Linked DNA regions of Homo sapiens: region 1 is linked to region 2. A link is a loop called in an ENCODE intact Hi-C map of the cell type or tissue named here. Cell type or tissue: Calu3. All regions are shown on one strand.

Region 1 (5,000 bases), 240 kb after region 2:
CAGCCTGGCCAACATGGTGGAACCATCTCTACTTAAAAATTTCCCAAGTAGCACGGTGGCATGCCTGTACTCTCAGCTACTTGGGAGATTGAGGCAGGAGTATCACTTGAAAATGGGAGGTGGAGGTTGCAGTGAGTGGAGATTACGCCACTGCATTCTAACCTGGGCAAGAGTGAGACTGTCTCAAAAAAAAAAAATACAGTACAGGATCAATTTAATCACTGATACCTCTCCAGATTACTCCATTGTTGGGATTCTTTCAGAAAACAAAGTGAACAGTTAAATGAAGCAAGAATACTGTGAAACTTTTGAAGTAAACAAAAGCTAAGTTATTGAATGCCTACTACGTGCCAAGCACTGTGCACACATTTAAGACTCTAATCTTCACAATTCTGCCAGATTGGTCTCACCTCTATTTTACAGATTTAAAAAAACATTGCTCAATGTGTTTAAATGACTTGCTTAAAATCGTATGCTAACACAAGACTGGAATTCAATGCAAGATCTGAGAGTTAAATGCCCACATGCCCTCGCCCCTGTTTAAACTAGACCTCTCACTTAGCTAACTGTACACATGTGGAAACATGAATCAGTCAGGATTTTGTTATCTGTGACAGGTCAAAACAGCAGTGGCTTCAGAAACGTAGAAATTTTCTTCTCTCCAGTGCAGACGTAGACAATCTGGGGCTCCTAGTGTCCCTCTGAGGTGTCAAGAGTAGAAGCTCCTATGTTTTTTGTTGCTGTGCCCTCTGTGGTTTCACGATCCCAGATAGGGGCCAGAGCTCCAAACATTACCTCTGCATTTTGGCTGGCGAAGGAATAAAGACATGCTCCTATCTTTAAGGACATGTCCCAAACGTTGCTCAGATCACTAGCCAGATCTGATTGAATCCAAGTGAGGCTGGGAAAGTAATCCTTATATTCTGGGTGGCCTTGCACTTATCTGAAAATCAGAGTTCTAAAAGGGAGGATGAATATTGAGAGACCATAGCCTCTGCCAGTGTGCTTAATGAGTATGCCAAGAATAAAAAGTAGAACTTAAATCCCTTCATCTTCCCCTTCATTCAAGTGTATATTCTGCTAGCAAAGTGAGACATTCATCTGTACTTTTCTTGATACTTGAAGTATTTTGTTAGAACCAGAGTAACAAATCCCCATGGACCCACCATCCAGAATTTAACAAATGCTTACATCTTCCTTCAGATCTTTAAAAAAAAAAAAAAAAATTGAAACAGAAGAGACCCCTTTTGCAACCACAAGCAGTTCTACTCTCCTCTGAGTTCAAGGCAACTGCTTTCTCATTATGTTTCTATACTTTCTCTCTATAAATAACAATCAACATAGTTTTTTTAAAAAACTGTATAAATGGCATGCATTTCATCTTCTGCGACAGCTTATTTTCATTCACTATTTCTTCAAGGGCCATCCACATTACAGATCAAGTTCATTCATTTTAATTGCTCAATTGTTTACCATCTATAAATAGGCCACAATTTACTTATCTATTTTCTTGCTCATGAGCATTTAGGTAACTTTTCCTGGAAACAAACAGTTCAGCTGTGAGGCTTCTTGTACATCTCCTTGTACACATGTGCATGGTTTCTCTAGAAGATTGCTTCTCAAGGTTTCATGAGCATGAGTCACCTAAGAAATCTTAACCACAGAGTCTGGTGCAGCAAGTCCAGGTCAGGACCTGAGAGTTGCAAGCTTCCCAGGTGAAGCCCATGCTGCTGCTCTGTGGCCCACACTTTGGGAAGTGAGACTCTTAAGTGTATACCTAGAATTGTTGGGTCACAGAGTATGCAAACCTCACTTTCTTAGACATCATCAAATTGAACCCGTTTTTACTCCAAAAGTAGTGAATGTGTTCCTATTGCTCCATTCTCACCAACACTAGATCTTGTGACTTTTTACCTTTTGCTAATCTGAAAGCATGAAAAAACTAGGTCACATTTCACTGATTATCAGGACAGTAATAATCTTTCCACATTTTTTTTGACTATTCAGGCTTTTTCTGTTCATATAATTCATCCATTTTTCTAATGCAGCAATTTTAAGTGTGGTCCAAGGACCCTAGCGGTCCCGAGACCCATTCAGTGGGTCTGCAAGGTCCCTTTTTTTTAACGATTACCTATCCATGTGAGGCTGATTTTCTCCTTCACATACTTCATCCAAAACACACAGCAATAGACTGCAGAAGCAGGTATGAGAGGCCAGCTATCTTTTATTAAGCTAAATGTTAAAGAGATTTGTAAAAATGTAAAACAATACCACTCTTCTCATTTTTTGTTTTGAAAAATAGTCATTCTTCTTATTTTTTTAACATAATTTTTAAATTCTAACAGAAAATATCAATAGATTTAACCCACATACATGAAAACTCTTTGGGGTTCTCACTTTTGAAGAGTGTAAAGGGATCTTGAGACCAAAAGTTTTGAGAATTGCTGTTCTAATGCATGGCTGTCATTTACTCAATGACTTTTGTATGAGGTTCTTTTGCTTCTTTAATGTATTCCAGATACGAATCCTTTGACAGTTCCATGCATTGCAAACATTTCCTTGTCTGTAGCTTGTTCTTTTACAGTCTCTATTGTTCTACAGAAGCCATGTTTTTATGCATCATTTTTTCCTGTGTATGCTTTTGTGTCTTGCTTTAAAGAAATCCTTCCCATTTGCAAAATCATGAAAATAACCTTATAGATTCTCATTTAAAAGTTTTGTCTTCATATTTAGGTCTTTAATCCCTTTGTTTTTGGGGAAGGGTATAAGGTAGTACATATTGTTTTCCCCATAGAGCTTGCCGTATCTGTCAAAAATCAAGTTCCCATATAAACATGGACCTGTTTCTGGGCTCTTTATTCTCGTCAGGGATCCCTTGACTGACCTCTACTGGCACCAGCCACACACTACTTTAACTGGTATACCTTTAAAATATTCTTTGACATTGTTAGGACAAGTTCATGCCTCTTCCTCTCGTCCTTCTTCAAAATTATCTTGCTTTTTCTTAATCTTTTTCTTCCCATGTAACACATTTTGAGGTGTAACAGAAGGCCTACTGAGTTGGGAGTCCAGGCATCTGCCCTGTTCTACTGGCAGCCGCCCCTAACCAGCTGTGGCTGTGGAGCTCATATCTCCCTGAGCTCAGCTTCCTCTTCCATAGAACAAGAAATCTGAAAATCACCTCTAATTTTTCCTCTCCAATCCCAAGAGCCTATATTTTTAGTATAAAGACATTAAATTTAACAGATAAGGAAGGGAATTGAATAGAGATACTTCAGCATTGCAGATTATAGGGAACAGAACTTCTGCCACATAAATGGTAATGTTTAGGAATTCATAAAAAAGTTTAAAAGTTCTCTTCATTATTTTATGTTGAAGGTTAGGCTAGAATCATCACCAGAGAATTCACGGGATTTTGGGGGTCCTCTAAAATGAAACTATGTCTTGCTATAGGAATTTTACTTCCTGCGTGAGTTAAACCACAATTTTAGAGACAATCTTCTACAAATACAAGAGTAATTTCCAATCTGAAAATTTTGTAGGGGAGGATTTAGAAAAAATGAAAACTTCTGATGAAATCCTTTATAAGTCTTCTCATGGTACCAAAATTCCAATATTACTTCACCAGCAATCACTAGGTCATGAACTCTGATGTGACTTGACCTCCACTAACTCATTCACAGCTCTGCTTTTCCTTCTTTGTGACCAAAGGCAGGAATTAGAAAAATGCTTGGCTAGAGCTAAGGATACTGCTCTTATTTTGAAGCAGGGAAAGTCTAAATAGCCATTGTAGGGAACCCCCAGCTTTGGCACCACTGAATGAATTACAGAAAGAAAATGAGATTTCCCCTAACTTTCTTCTCCTGGACCCTCATTCTATGAATCTCCACATCTGAGCTAACTTCAATCAAGATGGGTACTTAGCACTGACCTCTAATAAGATCAGTGTAAGATGCATGCCCATGTATTTTAGTTTATTGTTTTACCTCAGACAAGTGAAATTAAATGTCTGCAATTCACCAAAAATATTTTACCCTTAGCAAAATATATGGTACGTTCCTGTTTTCCTCTTCAAAAGTAGACTTAGGAAGCAAATTCCTATAAAACTTAATTGCCCATTTAATCCAACATGTATAGTCTGCAAATATATAAACTAAAAAAGATTTACCTTATTTAAATTCAACAATATTTTGTATAAAGCTTTTGTGTTTAAAAAGCATTTTCATATATACTACTTCATTTTACTTTCATAATGATCCTGTATGATAAATGGAGACAATATTATTATGGTAATAACTGTGTTAGAGATAAGAAAAAGTTCTGAGAAATTAGATGATTTCTCAACATCATAAAGGATGAGACGCAAGACTAAGGTCAGCTTCCAGTCACAACCCATGAAGATCCCTTGAAAATTATGGTTGATTTTCGTCAATCCGAATAAAAGCGACACATAACTCCACTCAACCCTCATTAAACAAATTAAATACCTGCATGTTTGGTATAAGAGAAAGCAAAGAAGTCATAGGGACATTTGCAGTACATTAACTGCCTTTCAAGATGACTTCCTATTTTTTAGTGTATAATAACATGTGACTAGTATGTCCTCTGGTTCATTAATATTCCTATTCATAATTATGGCCAATTCATCTAGTTCAGATAAGAAGGCGGCAGAGCACATTCAGATGAAGTCTCAGGGTACGAGATCAGAAGATACAAAACTGCCTAGTATTCCCCCTGAAGAGATCAAGAAGGGGAGCAGGGACAATTATAAGGAATTAGTGATAGAAATTAGCAAGAAATAGAAAGGTATGAAGGTAAAGAAAAAAACATATCTCTAAATGGAAAAGAAAAGAATTTAAATTAAGGTTCAAATGCTTATTTTTAAGACAATAACACAGAAGAAATCTGATCATCAATACTATCCATGAAGCTATCAGAAAAGACCTTGCCATTAAGGACTTTAGTGTTTGAGAGCTGATCTGTAACCGAAAATTTGTTCA
Region 2 (5,000 bases):
ATGTGTGTTCCAGGATTCAGTTCACCACTGCCCAGTCTTCTAACATCCAATTTCATTGTTTTCTGAGAGTTGAGAATTTTCATACAGATATAGAAGGGATGCTGTGCTTGTTTGAAATGGTTCTATTTGGCAGAGGATAGCCGAACAGTTTTTAGGCAAAGAATGAACTGTCTACTTACTTTCTTTGAAGAAGCCAACAATTTGGTTTTGTTGCCAACAGCAAATAATATATTGGCTAATAATTGTGGTTTACAGTGACATGGGTAATGTTAGTCATAACATGTCTTCCAAGTTTCTGGCTATGGACTAACTGTAGGTCTTGGAGTTTGGTATTATCTAGAATTTTCCTTCTCCCTCCTCCCCCACCTCTTATCTTTTAGCATAGTTGAAGATTGGAACTTCTTCCCAGAAATCTAGCATCTTCATAAGTCCTTTCCGGTTTTAAGATTTTTATCTTATATTTTATATATATATTACATATATTTCCTGTGAATCTTGGCTGAATTTCTCATTTAATAAAGTCCAAGTTAGTATGAATAAATAACATGTTTCCCGATTTTACACACATACAGAAATTCAAACACATAATGAACTCTCTGGCAGCCTTTAGCATTTGTAAGTGCTCTCTCACCAGGAAAATCCTTTAATAGATAACCAAGTGTCCTGGGGAAGAAGGGTGTCAGGAAACTTATTATATTTGTGTCACTTTCTTCAAAGGGTGATTAAGTATATGTCTCCAAAGATGTGATGTTATCATCTTTGAGTATCACTTGAATTCAAGTCAATATTTATTGAGACCCCATGTTGTATCAGGTGCCTTACTAGAAAGTCGACATATAGAGATGCATAAGACATGATCTTTTTCAGTGGGTAATTTAAGGTCTTTCTTCTACTGCTAGCATTGTCATGTGTAAGGCTGGTGGGTTGAGTCTTTGGAATTTGTGAAGATTCTTCCAGGTTGTTTAAAAAATCTTTTGATTCTCACAAATGTATTTTTTCTATTTCTTAGAATTATGTTCTTTATGGCTACCAGGAAATCCTTTGAAACTGGAATTAGATTGCATTATTCCACTGGGGTAATAGGATTGGTAAGGTAGGAGTGTCTTTGAAGAATAATGCTAAATAACCCAGACACTAAGGCTGAATCTTCAGCACAGCTCTTAAGGCATCCTGTAAGTACCCTCTGCTGCTTATTAGAAATCCCAAAGCCCTGCTCCCTTAGGAAAGCGGCCCATCCCCATCCTCATCATAAGATGCAAGGCATAGCTAAACATCTCAACTTCTCACTTGAGTATTATATACTCTCAGGCCAGGATACTTTCCAACTCAAGAGTAAGATAACATTACATTCTGATCTTCTTGTGTGTGTTTTTATGTTTTTTTTTTCATTTTATTTATTATTTTTTTTTTTGAGACAGAAATTTTACTCTTGTCACCCAGGCTGGAATACAACGGCGCAACATTCTGATCTTCTTTTGAGAGAAAAGTTTCACACAATTAGCCTTTGAAATACACATTCCTTTAAGTACCATGAAAACATTGTCCCATACAACAATATTTCTAAGAAACACACATGTCCCTCCCACAATGATTTTTTCTTGTTACCACCAATAAAAATTAGAGCTGTGTTGTTTTTGTTGTTGGGTTTGTTTTTGTTTTTGTTTTTTGGTGACTACTGTGACCCTCAAAAAATCAATCCGACTTTCTCGATCTTGATTTGCAACACCAAGGTTACCAAACAAAGAGAATGGTTCAATGAGGGAAAGCTCAACTACCTAAATATTTAGTATAGCAATGCTGAGCTTTTGGTAATGGCTCAAAATTCTCATGCTTTCCCACTAAATGAAAAGGGGAGCTTTGCTACTAGTAAACCATATTCAAGAAATAATTCTTATTAATACTTTGCTTCTTTCCTATGAATTATTGCTTTGTAATGGATGTTTGACAAGTTACTAGCAAAGCAGTCTTCGATGAGCACAGAGACCCATCAGATCTGTATTAACACCTCCAACCACTGGAGTTTCATTAAGTAGGTTTCTCTACCCCTCTCCTTCAGGCCACAGATAGGAAGAATGACATTGGGTCCAAAGTTCTGGCACAAAGAATGATGTCTGCCTTCCTGTGATGATTTCAAATTCAGGGTAATAATTCCAACTATCTTTCCCTGGCCATGATAGAAAGCTCAAGAAATCTTGGTTCCTTGTCTCTTTTCTTCCATCCAGTTGGTCTTTCTAATTACACACTCAACACAATGTTCTGCTGAGCAAGACATCTGCTGTAGCCACTATCACCCTTGGCATAACCAGATATTTAAAGGTACCTAAAGGAGTTTAGCCATATTTTGCCAAGATCCTAAGTTCTATGGCATAAGAATCCATCCACTTCTCTACTGCCTATAGAAAAGGACAGCTCAGTCTTTCTGAAAGAATTGTTCTCAAACAAGAAAGCATTTGAGGTAACATGTCAACAAGGTGGACTGGTAATTGGTGTTCCTTTCAGAGCCAGTTGGAGGAAATGGCCAGCTCAGACATTCTCTTCTCCCCAGTGTCCTATGGGAACAAGATTTACCCAGACACAGCTGACTATGAGAAGTCTTCAGGGATTTACAACCTGTCTAAGAACAAGGCCAATGGGGGGCTCACTTTGCAACACGTCCCTATTTGATTGTCAGAGGACAGATACTCTATTAACAAAGGAATTTGCACTGGTATTTTCAGGGACACATCAAGTAATTGCCACTTGAACGTTTTTCCAGGCTTTCAAAGGAATGTAAGAATGGCCTAAGGCTAAATTACATTCATGTCTTTAGTGAGTCATTATATTACTGGCAATAAAGTATATTATTACTTTACTTTCAGATGCCCTCACATATTTTTTTAAAGTAGAAAGGAGACATATTATGGTCACCATTCTTAAGAGACTTAACTAAAAGACACTAATTTAATCTTTTAGTTACTTAAAAATAGCTGTTGCTCACCCACTATGTGCCAGTCTGTATACCAGGCACCAATATGAAAAGGTGAGTATTCTCTGGTCTCCCTAAGCACAGTCTAGTGGAGGAGACAGACAAAATGCAGCCATGGCCAGAAGGGGGAGCAGTTAATGAACAAGTAGGCAGAGAGTAGGGAGGGGATTCTGAGAGACAGTACGGACGGACTGAGGGTAAGTTGTACATCCCTGATATTTTGGGCAATTGCAAATAGTTTGATGACCAAATCACAAGGAGAAGAAGTGACAGCAAGCATGGCTGAAAATGTAGGTTGGTGTCAAATTGTAAAAAGCCTTGAATACTGTGCTGAACGGTTTGATCCGTGAATCAGGTAGAGGACTTGACTCAGGTCTCTTGACTCAAAGGTCATGTTTTTTCTCTGCTAGATTGCACTTATCCTTCCAAATGCTAGTGGACACCACACTGAATTTGATCAAAGATCTCTCAATGGAAATATGTAAATTTCCTGTAAGAAGCAATTGGTAGGTTCTCTTATTATCATCTCCATCTCACAGATAAGGAAACTGAAGTATAAAGAACTTGAGTAACTTGTCCAAGGTCACACAGCTAGTTAGGTGATCCCAGACAATTTGGCTCCAGAGTCACTAGTCCTAACTACAACAATTTAGCCTCTCTTTATCTAGAGGTCTTTATGCATTTGTCTGCATTCTACTTACGTTGGTATTGGTGAGTAAAGATTCCCTTCCAGAATAGGTTTGATAAATTGCCAAGTCTGAAACTGAAAAATTAATATCCATGATAACAGAGGTTTTGGGGTCAAGGAGTGAAAGGAATTCATCCCATCCTGTCTCTAAATACTTTTTTCTTTACCAATTTATGGGAATTTGAGACCAGATATCTGGAACCAAGCAGCCTCACCCTATTAAGGGAAAGAAAAAGAACAGAAGAAAAGAGGAGAGGAGAAGAGAAGAGAAGAGAACTAAAAGTATCTGCAAAAATATTAAAGGATTTGACCGAGATCTCTGAGATGCTCCAAAGATTGCAATTGTGCTTACTATCCAAGTTAATGGCTGTAAATCTAAGAGAATTATGATGTGCCTGGTAAATATTGGTTGTTTTGTTTTAAGTCTTCATGGAGAAAATGGAAAAGACATTGGCATGTAGGATGAAGTCACAGCAGGACAGACAGGTCCTGCAAGTGTTTCTTTAGATGCATTGATATTCATAACATCCAAACAGGCCTTAAGGCTGTCTTCTTACTTTACACTTACCAAAGGGGTAAAATATCATTTTCCTTGGACACACAAATAATAAACGTACTCTCACAACATCACTTGAATGTTGTGGTTTTGCAAATATACTATGTTTTAAAAGCTATAGCCCTCAAATCCCTTACTAGACATCAATATTTGTTGGAATTTCAACATCAAAGATTTATTGTGAAGGGGGAGGGGGAGGAGTTACTCCAAAGGCTAGAACCAGTGCATATACCATAATAACAACTCTGCATGCATTATTGCTTCTAATCTTCATAATTTTGAGTACTATCTTTATTGTCACCATTTAATGAAGATGTTAAGGTTCTGGGGGCTTAAGTGACTTGCCCAAAGTTACACAGCTTGGTAGAAACAGAATTTACCACAGAACTTGTGTGTTAAGCCAAATAATTTTCTAGTTCCATACAACTAAAAATTGGAAGGAAAAAGTAGAGCCTTATGAATAGAGTCCTGAGCAAGAAGGATGAACAATCTGCAGATGAAGTACTCTGTAAAGGAAAGATCTGGGTTTGAATTCTAACCCTGCCTCCGTTCATCTGTGTGATCTTCGCAAAGTCTGTTAACTCTTTAAACTGTTGGATATTTATAAAATGGGACTGGTGCTATTTGGCCTGATATCTTACAGGGGAAGATTCAGTCAGGCCAGGCGTATGTAGGGTCTCTCTGACCTGGAAAGCCCTATATAAAGACATGGTACCATTCTTAGTGTTAGGACTGAAACTACATCCCTAGTGTCCTGACACCTCATACCAATACCCAGAAACCCTAGGCTC

The links. A loop is a pair of places that touch in the nucleus more often than their neighbours do. Peaks named below come from ENCODE experiments on the same cell type or tissue, not always from the same donor. Only the 100,000 strongest peaks of a DNase experiment are listed, where the experiment ranks them.
Region 1: a loop joins it to region 2, with 2.7 times the contacts of the local background. A loop is called at or near these places in 4 of 110 quality-filtered maps.

Annotation. Positions count from the first base shown.
Region 1 is chr5:34,956,171-34,961,170 of GRCh38, reverse strand. It overlaps DNAJC21 (DnaJ heat shock protein family (Hsp40) member C21), which reads right to left. Exons shown (of 12, transcript NM_001012339.3): 12 at 2,207-5,000. Among named protein-coding and RNA genes, the nearest start is that of DNAJC21, 29 kb to the right of the region's middle. In Calu3, no CTCF peak of the experiment used is centred here; a DNase peak (open chromatin) is centred at 2,890.
Region 2 is chr5:35,200,626-35,205,625 of GRCh38, reverse strand. All of the region lies in intron 1 of PRLR (prolactin receptor), which reads left to right. Among named protein-coding and RNA genes, the nearest start is that of PRLR, 27 kb to the left of the region's middle. RefSeq lists a silencer at 2,885-3,179. In Calu3, a CTCF peak has its summit at 3,092 (motif pointing right); a DNase peak (open chromatin) is centred at 3,095.